4 separate regions of the Homo sapiens genome follow, and regions 1, 3 and 4 are each linked to region 2. Evidence: chromatin contacts called from ENCODE Hi-C or POLR2A ChIA-PET data. All regions are on one chromosome and are shown on one strand. Each heading gives the region's core, a stretch centred on a gene start or an enhancer-like site at or near the end of the contact. The rest is flanking DNA. Distances are from core to core; before and after follow the strand shown. Region 1 overlaps DLEU1 (deleted in lymphocytic leukemia 1). Region 2 has its middle 20 kb from the start of MIR3613. Region 3 overlaps DLEU1 (deleted in lymphocytic leukemia 1). Region 4 overlaps DLEU1 (deleted in lymphocytic leukemia 1).

Region 1 (2,700 bases), core at 157-2,656, 440 kb after region 2:
TGAATTATTAGTAATATTTTAGTGAATATTAGTGAATTGTAATAGAATTAATAATAATTCTATTATTAGTGATATAAGCCATATGCATTTTACAGTCTTAAAATGTTAATGACCCATTATATGAAAAGCATTTATTTATCTGCATTCAAGATACATGTTTGGTTAAGGTCCTTGTAATTAAAATAAAAATCAGAATCACCATATTATACCAACATTGATACAAGTAATAATTAACAACAACAATGATGATGATGATGATTAAAAACCTGGATAAAATTTTGTCTCAGGCTTAGTGTGGTTTGGGTATGCATGTACTTATCATATTTGATTTTGATTTTATTTTAAAAATTTTGTCTTTACTTTTTTTCTTAGCATCTTGACCCTTTTGTGACATCTAGCAGGATGTATTTTTTTTTCAAGATGCATGTTTCACAAACAAAATATATGTTTATATCTGACTGTACCCAAGCTGCTAATTATGGGCATCTCTTTCTATAGCTCACTATTAATCACTCATGTCTTTGGGGTTATATAGAAAACAATTTATGTTACAAAATCAAATCCTCCCTTAAAAATGTTTGCCCTGGAAGTGAGGCAGGAGGAAATCACAAACTGTTATTATTTTCCCTTAGATGGATCTAAATATTAACATTCCCTTAGCTTTAAAGATTATTTTTATGCCGCTCCTTTATAAACAATTGAAGTTCACTAACTCTTCTGTTGTCTCGGGTTCTGTCTACAACATATCCAAACAACTCAGCTAAAAAAATGGGCAATCAGTTCAACAGGTTATTTGGCATTATATGTAGAAAATAAAAATGTTTGAATAGCTTAAAACATTTTAAAAAGCATAGCATATAGCAAACCAAATTGAATGTTTAAACATAGGCTAAGGATCTCTCACACAGGGGAGGGAGTTGCCATTTTTAGCTCTCATTGCAATTGTATTAACTACCTAACTACCAGGGCAACAATAGCAGCCACAGTGGCAGTAGTAGTTACAGCAGGAGGAGGAGGAGGGAGAATAAGCTATTAATAGTATGAACAACAGTAGTAGTTGTAGTGATTGTTGTAATAGTAACAGTTAACAGCACATGTACACATTGTTTTAGGTACTTCATGTACAGTAACTCATTTAATCTTTACAGCAACCTTAAGAGATAGTCCTATTATTTCTCCATTTTACAGAAAAGGAGATTAAAATTCCAAGAGGTAAAGTCACTAGTGGAGGAACCAAGATTTGGAAAACAGTAATAATGGCTGACATAGATCAAATATTCATGCTTCTCAGCTACTGACACGATTACCCCGTTGAACCCTCACAGTGAGCCCAGGAGGTGGATTTCTTCTTATCCTCATTTAACACAGAAGGAAACTGAAGCTTGGATGTCCGCCCGATGCAATGTCAGACAGGGTCTGAAACCAGGGATCCAAAGCCAGAAGTCCAGTCTTGCTTTCAGTTTGATTGTGTCTTGCAGATTCTGCTTGGAATGGTTTGCTGAGGGAAGAGAACTCCTCTAAGTAGAAGCTGTTGCCTTGAGGGGGGATCTGGGTACCCGCCTCTCCCTGAGGAGCGTTCTCCTACTGCCTGTCTTACAAAGAGAGTGCTTTTCTTCTGAACCACCCCAAAAGACTCCCACATTGGAGGGTGAGGCAGTGGGGTGAGACAAGTGAGGTACTTGTCCTGGGCATTGCATTTCAGGGGACACTAAATATGCAGTAATCAATATAAATAATATTTTATTTACTTATTTATACATTTTTGAGTCAGGGTCTTTGTCACCCAGGCTAGAGTGCAGTGGCACAATCATAGCTCACTGCAGCCTCAAACTCCTGGGCTCAAATGATCCTCCTACCTCAGCCTCTCAAGTATCTGGGACCACAGGTGTGCACCACCTGCTGGGCTAAGGGATAAGTAATATTTTAATGCAACATTTACAAATAGGTAAATATTAAACACTTAAAGTACATTTTTTAAAAATCAAAACAAATACCAAAAATATCCACACCTGAACAAGATCTCCACATTGAACATAAAGACAGGATCAGTTTGGTCCTGGGTCTCTGGACTCCTGGATGGAGACCAGGTGGGCAGGTGAGCCTGGTGCTGTCCTCACCCCACAGGGCTTTCTTGGGTCTCGAGCAACATTTGGGCTCCTCTGTGCAACTGTCTACACCACTGCTCACCCAGGCCTCCATCACAGTCACCATGATGATGAGCAGTGCTTCTTTAGGCATCACGTCACCAAAACAATATTTCATCATGCAGTGCTATTTTTAAAAAGTGAGGATGGCATTTTCCAATGATATGTTAGAAGAGTTACACCTCTTCCCTCTCCACCTTTTCTCTCCAGAACCCAACCAACGAAGTTGTTTAAAAAAGAAACAGTCAATGCCTTTTCCACTTTTAGATCTGCATATTGGGCCACTCTTGGTTTCTTTTTTCTTATTTACTACTTGAGGGTGTCAATTTAAGAAAACTCAGCTCTCCTACCAGCAAGTCAGCTGGGACACATGTGTTCTGTTCATCTCTTCCAAAGGCACTGTGGAATTGTCCAGTCCCAGAGGCCTTGGGCTTTGAGGACGCAGCCCAGCAGTCGTGGTGCTGAATATGAATATAGTGGCTTCCCAACCCAAAAGACATTTCATTTATTATTTTAAAAATATTTTCTTTGGGCTCTTTTAATCCTCAGGGATATT
Region 2 (2,700 bases), core at 39-2,538:
GTGGTGCGATCATGGCTCACCGCAGCCTCCATCTCCCTGGCTCAGGTGATCCTACCATCTTAGCCTCCCAAGTAGCTGGGACTACAGGCTCCCACCACCACCCCCGGCTAATTTTTGTATTTTTTGTTAATCCTCCCACCTTGGCCTCCCAAGGTGTTAGGATTACAGGTGTGAGCCACTGTGCCCAGCCAAAAAAGACTGAAATCTTTTATTTCTGATGGAGACCTCAAAGAGCTCACTGCATAGGACTGACCCCAGGTTGCCTTTATATTTCCTGCATTTTTCTCCTGTTGCTCTTCAGAGAAGCTGTATGATATAAATGAATGAATGAATGTGTGTGTGTGTACACACACATATATCTCCATTCAAAAGCTATAGCACATGCATGTTTGTGTGTATGTGTATATATGTGCATGTATATAAGTATATATGCATACACACATATACACACACACAAAGGTACAGAAAATATATATCTTGTGACTAAAATTCCCTGAACTACCAGTAACTCCAGAAATTCTATTCTGGAAAACAATGGCTAACATCTAATTCATTATCTTAGAATTATCACAAAAGGAATATGAAAATGTGGTTTCTAGTGCAATGCAGTTAAGATAGGTATTCTTGTAGGCCATGGTTCCAAGAAATTTGTTTGACAACTGTACTGAGTAGTATATTTCTCCACTTCCTTTATTTTTTTCCCTTACCTTTTTTGAAAAAAAAAAAATGAAGAAAAATGTGTTCCTCTTTCAAGTTCTTTTTCTCTCCTGGCTTATACAGTATGTTACCAGCAGAACTTTCTCTAAAATGAAAGGAAGTCATTGCTAAGAAGAGACAAAAAGTTAACAGGATTAAGGGAGTAAAAAGGCACATGGAATTTCTGGGTGTGTCCAGAATCTGAGAAGATTTGAAAAGAGGAGCAGAAAGAATTTTTGTATTTTAGAAGTTGAGGGGCCCTCCTGGCCTAGTTTGAAAAACACAATCAGATACAATTTGAAAAAAGTCCAACAAAATCTAGTGGGAAGATAAGCTAGAATCTTGTTACAAAAAGTGTCACGGGCCTTGGTTGTATATTTTAAATGAACTTCTTAATTTCATATCAAAATGCGTAGATACCTCCTGACCCCCATTCTTGCCCTCCTCCATTTCCCTGTTAAATCCTGACCTTTCTCTGTAGACCTTCCCATTTCCACCCTGGAGGTCTGGCTGTCAGGACTACTCTCAGGTTGCCTGGGTCTCCACGGTGGCACCCATTAGCCGTGTTGCTTCTGGGCAGGGCATCTGTTTCTGTGCAAAGAGAAAATGCTAGGGTGAGTCACCAGTCCTTCTCTCCTAACAAAAAAGCATTGTACTGTACAGTTTGATTTCGGCTCTTGTGTGCAACTTGTGATTGCAAACTAATGGGGACATGAGGCACAGCTCCAGTGACACACCTCTCAGGTTGCATTATAATGATCTGATTGGGATGTACCCCATTAGACCGTGAGATCCTTTAAGCCTAGGATGCTTTTATTTTTGTGTTCCCAGCCCTAAGCACACTGTGCCTAGCTCAGGGTAAGCACTAAACAAATGTTTCTTGATGAGAATGCTACAGGAGGAAGGGAAGGGTTGTACTCTACACAAAGAGCGGAAAAGCTACCCTTTAAGAAAGAGACTCATCTTCGCATGGCCTGCAGAGGGCGCTCTTGCATCATAGCTATACCATGCATCCTTTGCCCATCACTGGTTTCCTTGAGCAGTACCTTTTTGGTAAAACCACAGGTGTGAGACTTTGGAAATTTAGACTTAAACCTGCCCAAACACATTAGAATATCATCAGTTGCACAGAACAAATCCACATTACAATTATTCCAAAGGGACAAGAACATTCCAGAATTTGCTTAAAGAATACTAAGCCATGACATCTCAGAAAGTCAAACCTAAAGAAGAAAAATTGCCTGGTTAGTCTTCCGGGAAATGTTAATAATTCTTAAATTTGGAAGGCTCCTTATACTCACTTGATGAGCCAGTTCATCTAATCCAACTACCTCATTTCTCAGATGAGGAAACTGAAGTTTATAAAATTCCTCAAGGTGATGTATCTACAGAAAAATTATACTCTCAATTCAGGCTTTAGATGTGTGTTGAAAACATGGCAAGGTGTCCATTTGGAAAAAATGCACCTAGAGCTTTCTCTCTCTCTCCCTCTCCTTATTTAAATAGAAAGATTTAAAAATAAAAATATGGCCAGGCATGGCATCTCATGCCTGTAATCCCAGCACTTTGGGAGGCCAAAGTGTCAGGAATGCTTGAACCCAGGAGTTCGAGACCAGCCTGGGCAACATAGCGAGACCCAGTTTCTACAAAAAATTAAAAATTAGCCAGGTATAGTGGCATGTGCCTATAGTCCCAGCTACTCAGGAGCCTGAGGCAGGAAGATAGCTTGAGCCTAGGAGGTCAAAGCTTCAGTGAGCTGTGATCACACCACTGGACTCCAGCCTGGGCAACAGAATGAGATCCTGTCAAAAAAAAAAAAAAAAGTACTGTAGTAACTGCTGAATAAAATACATAAGACTGGAAAGACACTATTTTAATGGTGAATCTGGACAGCACTCCAAGGGTACATTTTAACAGGTTGGAAGTAGGCTTTTAACATATTATGGGGGGGATCAACTGAGTAATAAATAACACAGAATTAAAAAGTGTTGGTTAGCCAAACTG
Region 3 (2,700 bases), core at 103-2,602, 340 kb after region 2:
TTTACAACCACGCCCCATCACTCCCATTACCCTCTGAGCTCAGCCTCCTGTCAGATCAGTGGTGGCTTTAGATTCTCACAGGAGTGTGAACCCTATGGTGAATGGTGCATGCAAGGGATCTAGATTGCGTGCTCTTTATGAGAATCTAGTGCATAATGATCTGTCACTGTCTCCTATCACCCCCAGGTGGGACTGTTTAGTTGCAGGAAAACAAGCTCAGGGCTCCCATTGATTCTACATGATAAAGAGTTGTATACTTCATTATATATTACAATCTAATAATAATATAAATAAATTGCACAGTAAGTGTAATGCGCTTGTATCATCCTGAACCATCCCCCTCCACTCTGTGTCTGTGGAAAAGTTGTCCTCCATGAAACCAGTCCCTGGTATCAAAAATGTTGGGGATCACTGTTGTAGAGGACACAGAGAGGTTATTTTGAGAACCCCAAAGCTGTTACAAACACACCCAATAGACAGCACACCTATATAACTATAGGTATTCAAGGGCAGTTACTACAAGACAAGTTTTCAGGACCAACTTTTCATCTTTGAGCGGATGCACAGTCCGGACTGGTTTTCTTCCGTAAGAGAGAAAGAGGGAGAGCAAAAGTGAGAACTTTTGGGGCAGGGAGGAAAAGTCAAAGGGGGATGGTCAGGTTCAAGCATGAGGCCCTTGGAGACTGCTGGCCAGGGGTGCTGCAGAGTCACCGTTTCTATTGTGTAAACTTTCCTATGCTGACAGATTGCCTGGTGTGATAACTTCACTCTTGTGTGCAAATACTCTTCCTTAAAGACACATAGAGAAAAGCTGGCCAAGACCCAAGAAATGGCTGTAGAAAGATATTCATTCTCAGGGCATTTCTGAAAACACATTTTCTCTACATTTTCAGCTTTCAAATTGTATAAATTTTCTCTTGACTTCTGACTCAAAAATCTTCTCAAACCAGGCATGTCAGTTTCTTAATTAAAAATGGTGTCTTAGTCTGTGAGGCCTACCATAACAACATACCACAGACTGTGTGGCTTAAACCACAAAATGTATTTTCTCACAATTCTGGAGGCTCGAAGTCTAAGATTAAGGTGTCTGCAGATTTGGTTTCATCTGAGGCTTCTGTCCTTGGCTTGCAGATGGCTGCCTTCTTGTTGTGTCTTCACAGGGCCTTTTTCTCTGTGCCTGAGTATCCCTGGTATCTTTTCTTTTTGTAAGGACACCAGTCCCAATGTATTAGGGCCCATTGTTTTGATCTCTTTAACCTTATTTACCTCTTTAAAGGTCCCATCTCCAAATATAGTCACATTGGGGATTTGAGCTTCAGTATATGAATTTGTGTGTGTCTGTGAGGGGGGAAATAATTCAGTCCATAATAAATAGTAAGCTGAGATTTGTCTACTATGGACTCCCTGTCACACAGTAAGTACTTAGCAAATATTTGTAGAATGAGTCAGGCTGTGACTGGGTAACTCATTTATCAATGTGCTGCCATATTTTTTAAAGTCTCATAAACCTTAGTCAATTAAATAAATTTTTCATTTTGCAAGAGTTGGTAATGATGGCCTAGTAACTTTATAAATGGGCTAAAATCAATATACTTATCTTTAACATGAGCCCTAGAGGGTCAGATCAAGCCATAGTGCAAGACCCTAGTATAATTCCTTTCCTTTACTGAAGTGTTACGCTGGAACAACATTGCAGTGAAGGTTTAAAACTAAATATTGAAGATGAGGTGGTTTTGCAAACTTTCTGGATGATGTGTGTTAAGAGGCACAGAAGGCAAGCATCTTGCTCCCTTCTTACAAAGAAACAGAAGTGGTGAAGTAACTTGCCTAAGGTCTCATGCAGGTGAGTACCAGAACTGGGATTAGAATTCAGTCTTGTGTCACTCCAGGGTGCTGTTTTTTTTCTTTTTTTGATGTGCTTCTTGTTTAGCCCATTTAGCTAGTGAATGTGAAGATTCAAGGAGAAAAGGCTTTTCCTTCTGACATTGAAGTACCTAAACTCTTTAGAAAATCTACTCAGGTGCATTTCATAAATTGATTACAGATGAAGTCCAATAGTAACATTGTTTATATTTGTGAAATCTACCATACTTGTCAGTTTCTAGTTTACAGATTATATAAGGAAATCACTTACATCCAAAATACAATCTTTGCCAGTACACCAGCACAACCTCTTGGGAATCTTGAACTACACATATACTGAATTGATACTGCAAATCAAGTCATTTGCCCAAATGGAAGGATTTAGGGATAAATTCAGCCAACAGTTACATGCTCAGATTCAAGAATCTGAAATAACCACTATATTGTATAGCTAAAAATAAAGCAGTTTGCACAACACTTGGCATTTTCAGTTGACCTAGTCAATACTAGCTAATAATTTTTATAATTCTTGAGTGAAGTGAGTTTTTTCTTTATTTTACATGTACAACTGGAATCCTGAAAAGTTAATAGATTATCTTTTACCTAAGTGCTACAGTAGGTAAGGTAGTATTGATAGTCTTTTACTGAATCTACAAATATTTTTTTCTTGAACATGACATAATTTCTTTTAACAGTTTTATTGAGACATAACCAACAAACAATAAACTGCACATACATATAGTGTACAATTTGATGTTTTAACATATGTATATTCTTATTAAAACTACCACCACAATCAAGCTAATAAACCCACTACTCCTAAAAGTTTTCTTGGGT
Region 4 (2,700 bases), core at 66-2,565, 260 kb after region 2:
TACTCTACAAATATAGAATATAATCATTTTGAAAGCACCTGGCTTTGTAGACAACTGCGTGAACTAATGTATATTGATCAAGACATGTGTCTCGTTAGGTAAAAACTGAAAGTAAAACTCATACACTTAAGATGTGAAAATAAACTCAGCATCTGGCGTAACACTAATTTCAAAAAGTAGTATATTAATTTCAAGTAGGAAATTAAAACAATAAAACTGTGATGTGAAAAATGTTCAACATTGATGCCTCTGACCTACTTCTGATGTCCAACATATTTACAATTCTCCCGAAGACATTTCTATTAGGTTAAAACCCATTAGTATTTGTGAACAAACACAGAGTTTCTACCATTCACTGGGCACTATTAGGTACTAGGTGTCCGGGGATATTTCTATTGCTGTTCTTAGCTCTATTGTTGGTTTACTTGGCCAGTGGTTGCTAGCTTTGCCAGTGTGTGTGTGTTTGTGTGTGTGTGTTACTTATCACAAGTTTCGTTAGCTTGACAAAGAGCTGTGTATATTCATTTACATGACAAATACTTTTTTTGGATTAGCAACTCTAATAAGTACAGGGTATTTAGAAACTGTGTGTGTGTTTTTCTACCTGCAGTCGTAGTCTTAAGTATGTTTCTTAATAGCTATTGAACATAAGTTTAATATTAGCTGGATGAATAAAGTATTAGTTACTGTATTCTCTTAAAAATAGACGTAGCTTTGTTACAGCACAGAAAACTGAGCTGACCTCTTACTAGATTGGCTAAAATGAATTCTGATTAAACATTTTGTAATGGTTTATAAAGTTCGCTTCTCTACAGTATATTAAAAGATTTGTTTAAATGTTGACTGTAAGTTTGGTAAAAATGACAAAGCGGTAAAAATGACATTTGGTAAAAATGACAAGGCTTACACTTTTTGATGATGTTCATTTTCCCCAAAAGTACAGCTAAAGCTTTATCCATTATAATGAGAGTTCAGAAAAGGCAAATGACCACCTCTTTTTTTAAACCAATATGTCTTTGTGCAGTAATTTTCTTGTGGCAAGTGGCATAATCTGGGCGAAGGTAGTGATAAAACTCAGATATATTTCAAGAAAGCGAGTAAACACACTAATGACAATATTCGTATATTACATGCATCTGCTGCTTATGTACTTAAAAAAACTAAATAGGAAAATCTTACTCATCTCTGTAGAAAAACAGGGTAGAGATTACAACTTGGGGACTTCGTGATATTTTGTCTGTGTGCAGTTTGTCAGAAGGCAATTTATCTAAAGCTGGAAAAGGATATGGTTTGGCTGACTAAACTGTGTAGTGATACGAGTGATACGTAATGATAAAAATGCTTAGGGGAATTTTCGGGGCGCTCAAGTCAAGTGTACAGTGCTGTGTGGGTGTAAAAACCAGACTTCTCTCTCTGTGAAAGTTGCTGACATTTTATACCACATGCTGGACCGTTAAATCACAATTTACGTGGTCACTTGTAAATACGCCTGGTGGTGGAGGGCGAGCTTGTTTGTGCACACTTTGACATGCTTCCCTGTTGTGTGCCTCTCCCCTTTTTAAATTGCACTGGATACTTTTGTTCTGGAATCCTTGGCTGTCTAACCTGAAAGCAGTTTGGGTGAGAACTCTGGAACTGATTTATTTTCATAGGTGCTCCCTGAGGGGAGGTTTGAAGGATAATGCAGAAAAGCAAGCCTTCCAATCCTCCAACTAAAGTTCTCTAACTTGCTATTAACATGATTTCAGGCTTGCTAGAGTGCCCGAAATTCTGACATGAAGGGATTCCTTCTTCCACCACTGGGATTTGGAAGTCCCTAGGATGTTTGAATGGGGCATATTATTTAAACTCATTTTCAGTCTCCTCATTGGTAAAATGGGGCTACTCATACTTATCAAAGAGGGTTTTTGTGGAGATCAAATGAGACAATGCAAGTCACTTACTTGATATATGCTTAATAGTGACAAACATAGTGATATATATATATTAATAGTGATAGTTATTGCAATTTTTCTTTTTGTTAGGGGGAAGAGGAGGACAAACAGGCCTTTAACATGGTGGAGAATTTGTTTCCCTTCCAAATACAGTTGGAGGATTACAGAATTGATGCTCAAAGAGAAGGCTTTGCTTTCATTGCTTAAGAGGGTTTCTTGGAGAGGTTCAGCAAGAGAAACACAAAATGAGATGTAGAAAGGGGATGGGGAAGGAGACTGCATACTAATGTGTTTCATTTCCAAGTGCTTTAACTTTTCTAAGCACTAAGTCATCTGCTAACTTGTCTTCATAATATATGGGTAAAGTTGGCAGGGTGGGTATCCCTTTCTACGGGTGAGGAAACTGGAGTGTGGACAGATAAACTCACCTGTTGTCACACAACAAATCAGTGGTACAGTTGGGATTAGGACCCATGTCTCATACTCTGAGCACAGCAGTCTCTCTATTAGGTGACATTCTCAGAGTTCAATAATTTCTTTCACAGTTTTGTGTTCAGACCTGGGGTCCCCATTGCTGAGCCTATTATTGGCACCTTACAAAATATCACATATGAGAAAGGTTGTAGTCTCTTGGTCCAAAGGACTACTTTCACCTGGAGATGGTTGGAGTTGTAGTATCTGAGTTAGATAAGTTTTCACTTCACGGTCATGGGTGGAGGTCTTTCTTGGACTTGGGCCAGGAAGAATCACTGACCAGGAAGGTCAC

What was found. A loop is a pair of places that touch in the nucleus more often than their neighbours do. ChIA-PET counts read pairs that join two places held with the same protein, here RNA polymerase II (POLR2A). Pooled maps may share reads with other maps.
Region 1: a loop to region 2 is called in a pooled map, with 3 times the contacts of the local background. The contact joins two enhancer-like sites. A Hi-C loop is called at or near these places in 2 of 50 pooled maps. POLR2A ChIA-PET finds 5 or more read pairs at or near these places in 2 of 52 experiments (HCT116 and endothelial cell of umbilical vein).
Region 3: a loop to region 2 is called in a pooled map, with 2.6 times the contacts of the local background. The contact joins two enhancer-like sites. A Hi-C loop is called at or near these places in 4 of 50 pooled maps. POLR2A ChIA-PET finds 5 or more read pairs at or near these places in 2 of 52 experiments (activated T-cell and naive thymus-derived CD4-positive, alpha-beta T cell).
Region 4: a loop to region 2 is called in a pooled map, with 2.8 times the contacts of the local background. The contact joins two enhancer-like sites. A Hi-C loop is called at or near these places in 2 of 37 single-sample maps with no recorded cell type and 4 of 50 pooled maps. POLR2A ChIA-PET finds 5 or more read pairs at or near these places in 2 of 52 experiments (CD4-positive, alpha-beta T cell and WTC11).

Annotation. Positions count from the first base shown.
Region 1 is chr13:50,418,704-50,421,403 of GRCh38, forward strand. The region is part of intron 3 of DLEU1 (deleted in lymphocytic leukemia 1); the gene reads left to right. Among named protein-coding and RNA genes, the nearest start is that of DLEU1-AS1, 110 kb to the right of the region's middle. Within about 2 kb of position 1,407, at least 7 of the 41 ENCODE cell types and tissues checked have a DNase peak (open chromatin) inside an H3K27ac peak, as active enhancers do.
Region 2 is chr13:49,975,168-49,977,867 of GRCh38, forward strand. No RefSeq gene overlaps it. Among named protein-coding and RNA genes, the nearest start is that of MIR3613, 20 kb to the right of the region's middle. RefSeq lists a silencer at 1,526-1,820. Within about 2 kb of position 1,289, at least 5 of the 41 ENCODE cell types and tissues checked have a DNase peak (open chromatin) inside an H3K27ac peak, as active enhancers do.
Region 3 is chr13:50,319,025-50,321,724 of GRCh38, forward strand. The region is part of intron 2 of DLEU1 (deleted in lymphocytic leukemia 1); the gene reads left to right. Among named protein-coding and RNA genes, the nearest start is that of DLEU2, 190 kb to the left of the region's middle. Within about 2 kb of position 1,353, at least 7 of the 41 ENCODE cell types and tissues checked have a DNase peak (open chromatin) inside an H3K27ac peak, as active enhancers do.
Region 4 is chr13:50,235,761-50,238,460 of GRCh38, forward strand. The region is part of intron 2 of DLEU1 (deleted in lymphocytic leukemia 1); the gene reads left to right. It overlaps LOC124900337 (a long non-coding RNA gene), which reads left to right. Exons shown (of 2, transcript XR_007063796.1): 2 at 1-2,700. Among named protein-coding and RNA genes, the nearest start is that of DLEU2, 110 kb to the left of the region's middle. Within about 2 kb of position 1,316, at least 4 of the 41 ENCODE cell types and tissues checked have a DNase peak (open chromatin) inside an H3K27ac peak, as active enhancers do.